2 separate regions of the Homo sapiens genome follow, and region 1 is linked to region 2. Evidence: chromatin contacts called from ENCODE Hi-C data. All regions are on one chromosome and are shown on one strand. The core of a region is the stretch at or near the end of the contact, and the rest is flanking DNA. Distances in the headings are between cores, read along the strand shown.

The links. A loop is a pair of places that touch in the nucleus more often than their neighbours do. Pooled maps may share reads with other maps.
Region 1: a loop to region 2 is called in a map of naive thymus-derived CD4-positive, alpha-beta T cell, with 6 times the contacts of the local background. The contact joins the promoter of HEG1 here to the enhancer-like site in region 2. A Hi-C loop is called at or near these places in 2 of 168 maps with a recorded cell type or tissue (Caco-2 and naive thymus-derived CD4-positive, alpha-beta T cell) and 6 of 50 pooled maps.

What each region holds. Positions count from the first base shown.
Region 1 is chr3:125,051,023-125,057,415 of GRCh38, reverse strand. It overlaps HEG1 (heart development protein with EGF like domains 1), which reads left to right and starts at 1,419. Exons shown (of 17, transcript NM_020733.2): 1 at 1,419-1,841. The coding sequence starts at 1,526. RefSeq lists enhancers at 856-905, 5,449-5,578 and silencers at 1,156-1,535, 1,616-1,705, 1,766-1,925, 5,259-5,308.
Region 2 is chr3:124,830,996-124,836,818 of GRCh38, reverse strand. All of the region lies in intron 5 of ITGB5 (integrin subunit beta 5), which reads left to right. Among named protein-coding and RNA genes, the nearest start is that of ITGB5, 53 kb to the left of the region's middle. RefSeq lists a silencer at 1,083-1,377 and enhancers at 1,340-1,549, 1,790-1,879, 2,244-2,743. Within about 2 kb of position 1,343, at least 29 of the 41 ENCODE cell types and tissues checked have a DNase peak (open chromatin) inside an H3K27ac peak, as active enhancers do.

The DNA of each region.
Region 1 (6,393 bases), core at 170-2,669, 220 kb before region 2:
GTTTGTTTATACACAGCCTCCTTTATGTTTTTCTGCCAAATGACTCACTTGTACTGAGTCACCAGAAAGTGGGCCTAGGCCCATCTGCAGCTGCCCTGGACACTACGATCTCATTCTCCTGGAGGTGGGTCATGGAGATCTGGAGACAGAGAAAAAGAGAAGAGCAGAGAAATAGGATGGAGAGCCAGGCCTGACAGTGAGGTGCATACTCATATTTTCACGAGCATTTGGTTGTCAGACAGGGGCCCCCAACAGAACTCGCAAGAACCCCAAGGAGCTGCAACATTTGTTTCTGTTGCAATACTATTTGTTTCCGTTTGCGAATTATTGCAAACTCTGAATTAGGAGACCAGAATTAATAATATCACATGGTCATTCACAGATCAATCATTTCGTCTTCGGGTCTACCTTCAGAATCTTGAGCAAGTTATTTTCCCATTTGAGCCCCTCTTTCTTCACTTAATGAGGTGGCTTACAGTCCTAAACTTTAGACAGTTTATTATTCATTTACTGGGGAGGGAGAGGTTATGGAAACAAATGGAACTTTATTGACCAAGAAAATTTGTTTACATGAAATCTTTGAATCTTTCCCCATAGGTTTCCATTTAAAATTCTGTGTTCTCTGGGCATCATTTGGTTTAATTTGCGATCTGCAGTTCTTTTCCTGATGATGAGTTTGCCCTAGCCTGCCTGAATTCACAGTTTTCTTTTCCCTGCAGCCTGTTTGGGTGTCCTCGCGGTGACATCTCTGCAGAACTCTGGTGTGAGCCAAAGGCAGTGGTCGGATGGGAACGGCATCCAAGCTTGAGAGGGCGTGGGGGATACTCGGATTCTCGCGTTGGCCGGAGGGTGAGGTGTTAGGTTTGGCAAACACGAGCTCATCACCAGCCCTGGGGCCTGAAGAAGGGGAGGTGGGGGTGGGAGTGGGGACACTTCAAATCAATAACGGCGGTGACAGCGCGGGCTGGGTACCAGGGGACCGTTCCCTTTCTCTCTCCTATCAAAGCACTTGGGATAATCTAGTCTGGTGCTAATCACATTACCCAGGACCTGCTTTTCACCTACTTCTTGTGCGTTTAAGGAGTTGGGTAGGTGGTGCCCGATTCAGAAGACTCTGGAGCATGTGTGTGACAAAAGTTGCAGCACCGTGGCTCCGCTGACCTCATCCCGCTGTCCCGGGCCGGGCCGCTCTCCAGGCGCCCGGCCCCAGCCCCCTTCCTGCCCTCTCCCCGCCTCCGGGCCCGCCGCGCGGGGCCGGTGATGTCAACTGAGGAGGAGCCGCCCGCCAGCCAGCGACCCGCCCGGGCTAATTAGCATGTAGCGGCGCCGCGGGCCGCCTCCGCCCAGCCAGCCCGGCCCCCGGCAGCCCTCCCGCGGCTCCCGATAACTTTTGAGGCGGGGAGCGCGCTCGCAGCCTCACTCCGCTCACTTCCCCGGCCCCGCGCGGCCCCCGCCGCCCGCTGCCCGCTGCCCGCTGCCCTCGCCCCGCGCGCCGGGCATGTGAGCGCGGGCGGGCGCCGTCACCATGGCCTCGCCGCGCGCCTCGCGGTGGCCGCCGCCGCTCCTGCTGCTGTTGCTGCCGCTGCTGCTGCTGCCGCCGGCGGCCCCCGGGACGCGGGACCCGCCGCCTTCCCCGGCTCGCCGCGCGCTGAGCCTGGCGCCCCTCGCGGGAGCGGGGCTGGAGCTGCAGCTGGAGCGCCGCCCGGAGCGCGAGCCGCCGCCCACGCCGCCCCGGGAGCGCCGCGGGCCCGCGACCCCCGGCCCCAGCTACAGGGCCCCTGAGCCAGGCGCCGCGACACAGCGGGGACCCTCCGGCCGGGCCCCCAGAGGCGGGAGCGCGGGTGAGTGAGAGCCGGGAACCTGGCGCCTGGCCAGTCTGTGCTGGGGGCGTGGGCGCGCCCCGGGCTGCATCCCCAGCCGTAGGCCCCTCCGCGCGGCGCGACCCAGGGTGGGGGCTCCTCGCCCGGCGTGTGCGGGACCCTGAGGGTCGGCGGGTAGGGAGGGACGCTTTCGCAGTTGGCTGGACTGAGGGGTGTGACTATCCCGTTCTCCTCCAACCCTTTGGAAGAAAACTTATTTCCTATGGGGTACCCTGTATCTCTTCCACCCCACTTTAAAAAAAATGGAAAGGAAAGGGAAAAAGACTGCAAAGCATCTCTCCCACCTCCGATATCTGGCCAGCCGGTCCCCAGTTTCATTTTTTCCGCTATACAGAACTGGCCTCTCCAGGTACAGGGCTCGACTTTCTCATCTAAATAACTGATTTTTAAGGGGTTCTAGGACGGGATATTGTAAAGGACAAAGGATGTACGTAGTTTGAAACAAAACGCTCTACTGGTTCGACTTAAAAGCAAAGGAACGCGGTTGGGGTTGCATGGTTGAACCCCTGCAAGGCACAGGCTGATACAGGACCATCCCTGAGCCTCCTCCCTCCCCTTTCCTTTCCCAATGAACTGTTGCTCCGTGGTAGCCACCGCCTGTCCCACGCAGAGAGAAGGAACTGACCTCTTCTCCCTGCTACCTTTGTGTCCAGTTCTTTCTTATGATCTGGAAAAATATGCCACATACTGAGTGGAATTCTAACCATAATACCATTATGACCTTGGGACTGCTGTCTCTTTGCGCTCACTTTCTCCATCTGTGAAATGAAAGTGATGATCCCTGTTCCTTCTAGCCTCCTAGTGATGATGTGACAAAATGAAAGTAAAAATAAATGGAAAGTGCTTTGAACAAAGTCAGCAACGTGGTGGTGTTAGCCTTTGCCTTCCTGTGAGTGACACAGGGCATATGCTCTGTCCGGGCTATTCAAATAAGCTGGGTTGCTTGCAACACTGGACATTGATTTGGAGTTTCCCTGAAAGTTGAGTTTTTTGTCTGCATAATTGACAATTCATTTAAGTTTCTCATCTCATGCAGACTTTCTGGCACGTGAATTAGCTTGCTTCCTCCAACCTAGAGGTGCTTCTTAGAGTTAAATAAGAAAAAGTTTGGATTTTTAAAAATCAAGTTCTCCTGTAAAAACTCAATTTCATATTCAACAGTATTCCCATTATCGCAAAATGCCTTATTTTGTGAATTTTTAAATCACTGGCATAAGATTGAGAAACCGAGGAACAGTAAGAAAAGGGAGAGGAGAGATAAGCTTCTGAAGACGTGTAGGAGACACATCCCGGAGTGACTGTGACTTTAGATTACTTACAGCATACGCTGTTTTGCTAACTTCCACGGGAAGGAATCAAGAACATAAAACAACATATTTCCCGACTTTCTCCAACTAGGAAAGTAACTGAGGAACACTGTGTAGTATTTTGTGAGTTTTTCTAAACAGAAGGTGAACTGCAGAGAACTGAGAACATTTCAGAGGAGACACCCAAGAGCCGAAGGCAGATTTCTCTGGGTAGTAGTCAGGCTGTCTTAGCTGAATGGCCTCCATCTTGTTAGGGGATAGGTGGGAGGGACACTGACTTGCAGGGGCCCTGGCTGGATGGGGCAGGCACATGAGTCTCTTTCCTTCTCTTAGGGGCGGGATCTCTAGAGAGAGGTAGGTATTACAGGTATTACAGAGAGGTAGGGACAGTGGAGGCAGCTAGCTTAGAGGACTCAGCTGGTAAGAATTGGGGCCTTATGTGACCCAAACATCCCTCACAGGTGTGGCAGGTAACACTGCTGGTCTTGGTTTTGTGGCTTTCCCAGTTTGATTCCTTTGCAGAGGTGAGTGATGGAGGCTTCAGGTATATGAGGTACTGGAAGGAATACATGTGAGAATCCCAGAAAGCAGCGAGAGAGTAGTTGGAATAGTGTACACCTTCTCTTACCTAGGTAGGTTCTCTTGGTCTCCTGGTGCCCCACAGACACCACCCAAGGAGTGCCTCCTCTTCAGTGGCTCAAAGGCCCAATCTCTGAAGGGATGTTAGGAAGGTGCGATTAGAAGAGATGAAATGAACACCTGTTGAAGCTGCTAGAAGCTACTCATATGGCCAAGGATCTAGGCATGACCTGTGCTTTTTTTTCTGGTAGTGGCTCAAACAGTATCATTTAGGGGTAAAAAAGAAACAACACATAAGAAAACCAGTGTTCAGTGATTTCAGTGAGTCTGAGTTTTCTGATAACCAGGATTGGGAGCCTTTTGGATGGGTCCTCCTGTATCACTAGATGCTATCACTCATTTCACAAGGCAGCAAGGTCTCAATGCTGAGAGGGCCTCCACAGGTCCTCCAGTCTGCAATGTGTCCCATGCAAATGTCTGCCCCTCCAGCACCCCTGACAGATGGTCATCCCGGCTCTCCCTCAGCATTTTTGTGTTTGGGGAGGCACCATGCTACTGTCACTAACAAGCCCTGAGTCTTACAAGTAACGTGCTCCATTTGGTTGTTGGAGAAGCTTCCTGCAGGCCTTTCGTGCCATGGGGATGCTGGTAGTCAGGGCCTGGCCCCTGGGACTTCCAAATACACTGATGTCAGCAGCAAGGGCCACAGATGTCCTTTTCTTCCCTGTGGGCCATTTCCAGCTCTTCTCTTCCTGGCAGAGTTCAACTTCTCACTGCTGAGTAACCGCGTTTGCATTCCATTATGTGGATTGTTTGCCTGTATTAGACTGTAAGTCCCTGGAGAGCAGCTCCCTGTTTATATAGCCATTGTTAAGCTTTTGCACCCACCCGTCACCCTGCTGGCTGTTCAGCTGATGTTTATTGCTGGTGTTTCAGCCAGTGGTGACAAGATGCTGAGACCTAGAGGTTTTCTTTTTCTGCGTGTGTTTTTCTACCACTCAGGACTTCCGAGCCACAGTTCTAAGCTGAATGCAAAGTTTATATGCCTTAATTTTGTGATCCATATGCTATGCTTTAATTGTGAGATCTGCAGATGAGAGGGAGAGAAGGCTTAAATCATAATGAAAATCAATGCAGAAGGAAAGAACTTTCCCACCCAAAGGGGAAATGACGCTGAGTAGCTGAGCAGCCAGCCCGAGAAACAATAATCTTAGAAAAATGCAGCTCCCTGGAGGAAAGGAAGCGCTTTGAGCTGAGCCCCGTCTGAGCTGTTAAATAGCTGTCGCCTGAATTGCTCTAACTTTGTGGGCCAACTTCGTCATTTAGCTTGGCTGCTGGGAGAACCATTACAAGGTGCAGCGGGCAAGAGACAGCCCCTCAGGGAGGGGAGAGTGGCTTCCCTCCAGAAGGCGGCTACCTCACTCCTGGCGGAGGCTTGGGGGTGGTGGTAGTGGGGATTCCTGAGAAGCCTGTTTGCTTTGATGGAGGGTGTCCCAAATAGAAGGGGGGGAGGCGGGAGGGGGCAAGGGACTCTCCGTGGTGCATGAGTGTTTAAAAGCCACATCCTTTTTACCTTGCAAGAACCCTTTTATTGCTTTCCTCAGCCTGTGTGCACATGCTGAACTGTTATGTTTTGCCAGAGACCCGAATGGTGTGGACTGAGGGAGACTGAAAGGTATTTGCTGCCCAGCTGGGCAGTTTCTGCATCCTTGTCCTGGAGGCTGGGGAAGGAGCCTCTGCCCTCCTGGTGATCCCTCCTGCCTTCCAGCAGCCCCGCCCAGCTGGCTGAAAACAGTGTTCCTGAATTTAACTTGTCCTTGTCCAGAGACACTCAGAAAGAAAGCAAAGAACAGATGGCAGTTGTGGTTTTGTTAGCCACTTACTGCCTTCTTCAGTGGCTTCCCTCTGTCTCCAGCGTCCTTTTTGTATGAATGGGAGGTTTCAGCTGCAGTAAATATTCTCTTCCAAGAATCCTGGGGAGGCAACAAGGAAGGAAACTAGTTTTGGGGTCTGACTTTTGACTCCCTGGCCTTTGAACACGTATGTGTGGTCGGCGCCTTCACACTCCTTATCCATTTAATCCTCAAAACAAGCCCGTGAGGGATGTTATTTGCCTTTTACAGTTCTGGAAACAGTAGCCTGGAGAGGTTAGATCACACGGTAAATGGAGGCGGCAGGATTTTAATAGATTTTGACCAAATCCATGTGCTTGTCCCACAATATCAGGAGGTCTCAGTTTTCTCATCTGTAAAATGGGGTACCAGTTGTCCTAGATCTCTAAGATCCTCTCCTGCTCATCATTCGTCTTCCTCCCTCCCTCCATTCCTTGCTCTTGCTTTTTTGTAGAGATTAGGGGCCAGCATTGGCGTGGGGAAAATATGAGGAGATGGCAGTGGCAATGAGGACACCTATTGAGTAAAAATTTTTTAAAAATTTTGTTTGAAATTACCTGAGACAAGACCACAAGTCTTTAAAATGACATTTTATATAGAGATTGTAAATTATGCCCTACTCATATGCCAATCCATAGGTTATTGATGCCAGAGGTTGCTGCATTAATTATAAGCCAAGCTGAAATGAATTGGTGACTTTCTTAATGGGCCCTCTCCTGGGAACGTGGAGCAGTG
Region 2 (5,823 bases), core at 94-2,593:
AAAATTTTTTTGGCAGGAATTGAGACCTTTATTCTTCCCTGGCCAGAATATCTTATCTAAAATGAAGACCACAGCCTCAGAGGAGCCGTGATTCTTGTTGGAGGATCCTTACCAGAATCCTACAGTATATTGGTAGGACTCTGATAAGGGTTGTTCCCATTTTACAGGGGTGGAAACTGAGTATCACAGGGACTAATTGCATTTAGTAAGGAGTAGAACCAGAATGTGAACCAGTTCTGTTGATTTGAAATTCTGTGCCCTTTTTATTACTCAGTGACTGTGTGCTCTGGGAAGTAACAATAATGCACTATTGAGTAAGGGGCACTGCATTTATTTATTTAAAACAATTTTTTTTTCTTTTTCTTTTTTTTTTGAAAGGAGATCTCATTCTATCGCCCAGGCTGGAGTGCTGTGGTGTTATCATGGCTCACTGCAACCTTGCCCAGCTAATTTTTTTGTATTTTTAGTAAAGACATGGTTTGTCCATGTTGGCCAGGCTGGTCTTGAACTTCTGGGCTCAAGTGATCTGCCCACCTCAGCCTCCCAAAATGCTGGGATTATAGGTGTGAGCCACTGCACACAGCCTGTTGAATTTTTTTTTTTTTAATAATACATTCCAAACCTAGGAAGGCACTGAATTTAGAGTCATGTTTTCCTTACTCAAGCTCTGCCTCTTCTGTTATCGGCTGCCTCCATGGAAGCCAGTTGACTTCTCCAGGCCTCAGAGAGCACATCTGGGAGATGCAGGGAGGCATGGGACTGGAGGGAGGTGCTCCAGGTTGCCTTCCATCTGTGCCAGCCAGTGCCACTTCTCGCAGAGGACTTGGTCACAGCCCTGTCTCCTTTGCTCAAGGCCTTTGATTTTGCTTTTTTGTCTCTTCTGGCTCAGGCTTAAGCCTCAGACCCAGTAGAGGCTGCTGCAGACACCTGTAAAATGTGGAAAATTCCCCAGTCCCAGAGTCAGGCACAACTTTGTCAGGGTTTCCTCTTGCTCCCTCCCAGCTCCCAGTTCCTGCAGAATTGACTCGCTTTCTTTTGACTTATTGCCTGATTTCTTTTAGACCTCAGACTTGTGTCACTTTTCCAAGCATGAGTTGAGAAATACAGGAAATTGCCTTTCTTTCCTCAAGGAAGGCATCCCCCCACTCCTCAAACCTCTGCACCACCTGAAGAGAGGGACCCGCCACATGTTCTGCTTCCCAGCTGTCTGCGTTGTCTGTCTCAGCATGTGTGAGCTGCTTCTGCTAGCAGATCGCACCACAGGTTTCCGGGGCTTGATCCAGCGCCAGGCTGCCTGCTCTTCCTGTGCTGCCGTGTCTTTGGGGAAGCACCATTAAAGTATTGGATTTCTCTGGGCATTGCGCATGCAGGTGTGCAGACCCTCTGCCCTGTAGGGTTGTTGTCAGACAGGTGTGGCGCAGCTTCCCCTTGGCTTTCTATGTGGCAGACGGCAGTGGTTTCATGTGCACTTCTGAATCCTTCTACTGTTTTGGTCTCTGAGGCGACATCCCAAGTGCAGGACTCCGTGGTTTCCTGGCTCTGCCTTCTGCTGTGAGCTGTGTTGTGGGCTCCGCAGCCCCACCGACAGCTGCTGTTCTGGGTTGAGCGGTGGGAACTGGCTGAGTCATAACTCAGTATCGTGAACAGGGCACGTGGGAGAGTTTGCGTTTCTTTTTGCCCTCTAGTGTAAACAAGTCACGTGCCTGCCTTGCACCTGTGCTTAGGAGGTGTCTACACGTGCTGGTGGCTCCCTTCACTGACCAAGGCAGGGAATAATCATCCTGGGGAAAGGGTAGGAGGCCCCTTTGATGGCTGGGGCTCTGTTTTCATACCAGGTGAGAATGTCAATTTTTTATTTTAAGTCAGAGGCTCCTTCTTGCTTGGAATGTCCACTGAGCAAAGATGAAAGGAGACAGGAATTTGCTCTTGGGCTCCTGTTGCAAGGCTCTCTGCCTGTGGCCTCTACCTGTGGCCTCTGCATTCCAGCCACAGTGACCTGGAGTGCGTTACTCTGACTCAGGCAAGGCCTTTGCATGTGTTGTTTCCTCTGTTTGGATACTCCATTCCTGTATTCCTGGTTTTCTTTGATACTACTTCCCTGTATTCCTGGTTTGCTTGCTTGCTTCCTTCCTTCCTTCTTTCCTCCCTCCCCTCCCTCCCCTTCCTCCTGTCCGTCCTTCCCTCCCTCCCTCCCTCCCCATCCTTCCCTTCTCTCTCTCTCTTTCCTTCCTTCTTTCCTTCCTTCCTTCCTCCCTCCCTCCCCCCGCTCCCTCCCCTCCCTCCCCTTCCTCGCCTCCCTCCTTCCTTCCCTCCTCTCCCTCCCTCCCTTCCCATCCTTCCCTTCTTTCTCTCTCTCTTTCCTTCCTTCCTTCCTTCTTTCTTTCTTTGTTTCCTTCTTTCTTTCTTTCTTTCAGTAGATTTTATTTTTTATAGCAGTTTTAGGTTCATAGCAAAAATGAATAGAAAATAAAGAATTCCCACAACTTCCCTCTGACCACTGCGCACACAACCTCCCCCACCATCAGCATTCCACATCAGTGTGGTATATTTGTTACAATCAGTGACCCAGTCAGTGTTGACACATCATTATCAACCAGAGTCCATAGTTCACATTAGGGTTCACTCTTGGTTTGTACAGTTCTGTGGGTTTTAACAAATGTACGACAACAGGTAGCCACCATTAAATATCACACAGAGTAGCTTCCCTGCCCCGGAAGTCCCTGTGCTCCACTTGTCCATTCCTGCTTCCTCCCCCGGAATCTGTTTTCCTTTTAATGTCTAACCTGTGCCTGTTTGTGTTTCAGATTTCAGCTTCACTGTCTGTTTGTCAGAGAAGCCCTCCCTGGTGGACTTCCCTGAGTAGGTCAGGATGCCCTGGCTCCAGGCAAGCCCTTAATCACTTCTGTCCTAGTTATCATCTTATTTTTATTTATTTGAAGCATTCCTGGAATGCCTGCCTCCCTTTGAGATAGTAAACTCCCTGAAGGCAGGGACTATGTCTTTTTTCTTATGACTATATTCCCAGCACCAGACACTGCTGGGCACATAACAGATGCTTGTTAAACATCTGGGAACAAAGGCTTCATTCTCACAGGTGCCTTTATGCTTCTGAAGTTCAGGAATACCAGGTTCTTCTGGCCCCAAGCTTGTCCCATCCTGGATGGGACTTCCACCCTCCCATCCACCAGGCTGCCTCCATGGAATTTACAGTGCTTCATGCAAATTCATTAAAGCAGAACCAGAAGTACTATTACTTGGTAATACTTTTCCATTCAGAAAGCATTTATTGGCTGTCCAATAAATGCTCAGTGGCAGGTATGGTGGAGAAAATTAAAGATAGATGAGAAGTCTCTATCCTCTGGGATTTGATTTGAGCCTGCAGATCCATTAGAAGGGAAATAAAACAACCTGTTTGGAAACATTAGATTGAACCATATAAAATTATTGATATTTATTGATGATATTTGTTATTTGCCTATTGATGTTTTTCCTGCAAAAATGGAAAATTCATATGGTTCAACCTTCTTCATTCCAAAATGTTCTATAATTCAGATTGGACTGTGTCACAGAGTACAGATTAGAAATGTCATCCTGCACATTGCTGGGATTTGAGCTCAAGAGGAATGTCTGTATCCTGAGTCATAGGCCAAGATTTCTTTTTCCCAAGGAAAGAAATGCTACACTTTTGGCCTCATTAAGTTTAGCCACAGAACAGATTTTTTTAAAAAAGATATTTCATTGCAAACAGTGGATGGAAGTAGGAAAAACAAACTAAAAAGAATGTGTATATTGTTTTAAAGGGATGGAAATATGCCTGAATGTCAACATGATTCGGGAAACCAATCACAGAGACCCTCTAACCTTGTTTTCCCTTATGTGCTGTGGAGACTCCTCTGTCCCCAAGCTCAGATCTACTGTGGGAGCTGCCCACTGGCTGCCCAGGTCAGTCCCCTTTCCTTCCTCATTCCTGCCTTGAAACCTGTCCCCTCTTCCTCAGTGCTTGCCTGAAAGGTTAATGGACAGTGTTTTGTTATTACATTTGAAAACGTCTTGAGTACTTACTGTGTACAAGACGTCCTGTTAGGTGCTGTGGGGAATGCAGAGTTGAAGTAGCCGTGATGCCTGTCTCCATGAGCATCACTCTAGTTGTAGGACTGATGTATGTGTAGGATCTAAGGCACAGCCAGAGAACAGACTCTGTGGAAGGACTGGCTCCTTCAGACCCGTGGTTCAGTTAGAGTATTCTTCTCTCTCAAGGGGTCATCCTGGTCTCTTGCTTCCTGGTGAGGTGCTGGTGCTAATGATGCTGTTGATCACCACTGGCTGAGTGCTTTTGAGAGCCAGGCTCTGTACCAGGCATTTAACAGGGTTTCTTTCACATACTCCTTTGAAGGTGGCTTTACTATCTCCTTTGATGAGGAAACAAGCCTAGAAAGGTGAAGTAACTTCCCCAAAGTTTTACAGCCACAAAAGGCAGCACCAGAATTGGAAACCTTATCTACCTGCTGGTATGGCTTAACCTTGACATTAGAGTATCTGCCATCTTTTGAAGTCACACAGGAACACAGAAGTGGGAAGAGTGTGCTTCCAAAGAGAGCACAGTCCCAGTCTATGGAACCATCACAATTACCCACATGACCCAGTTTGCCAACTGTAGAATGGTACTGAAACAGTCCCAGGGGAAGAAAGTTGCATGTGCCACTCTTTTCTGGAGCTAAGAGTTTCCTCTCTATCAGAAACAGTTATCATGTGACTCTATCAGCCCTCAGGATTTTCCAGGGAGGCCACTGGTACTGTCCCAAGGTTAGCATGCTGATGGATATGTGAAATGCTTATCTTTGCCTCTGGCTTCCCTGTCTGTAAAATGGAAACTCTGATATCTGCCTTCTCATTCCTAATTTGGAGGGTGTCTCAGACCCATCGGCTCTTCTCCCTTGGGCTTGCTCAGATAGCACTGAGGCACAATGCTGCTTTTCACGTGGTGGATCTTTTCCAGCAGAGAGAGTACATGTGCCTGGTGACTCTTCTGTGATAACTGGGGCCCCTGGGCTGCGTTGATAACAGTCTTGAGGGCCTCTTCATTTGGACAATTGTTAATTTTAATTAGGCAGATTGACCTCGGGATCAGAGAACCTAGAAATTTAAAGCTACAGTCTCTGGGATGGCATCTTTATTCCAGAACTCCCTTGTGTTTGAACTAGCAAGCCAAGCTCAGTGAGCCAGCCCATGTTCAGGCAGGCCCCACTTGTGTTTTCCGACAGCTGAGTGGGACGTTGGCTTTCCTCAGATTCCCAAGAATTGGTGGTCTGGGCCTTCCCCTGCACCTTCCCACGGGGCGTCCTTGAATCTGCCTGTCTCACTTGTCATGCTCTGCCATTGTCCATTTGCGTAAATAAGTTACTATGAAATGGACCTGGGGATCCCCAGGCTTAACATGAGCCAGTAGGAAGATTCAGCTGCCAAACACAGGCCTCATGCTCCAGGTCCAATTCAGAGCCCACAGGCCACTTTTCCAGCCTAGTTCCTCTGTGCAGGTCAGACCACATCCAGGGAACCATGCCTGGCCTGCCTCTGGGAGCTGTGTTTAAGACAGACATTGACAGCGAGAGAGCAGAGGGGATAAGTGGGTGGTGCCGGGCATGGGAACCACATCCTCAGAGGAGAGACACCATAGGAAGTAGCATGGTAACTGACCTCAGATATCATTATAAAAGAGGGAATAGACCCTTTTGGCTATTCCAGGGGATGTACTAGGGTAGCCACAGGAAAGCAGGTTGGAGTCCAATGTAAGGAAGAATTTTCTTGTTTTTTTGTTGTTGTTGT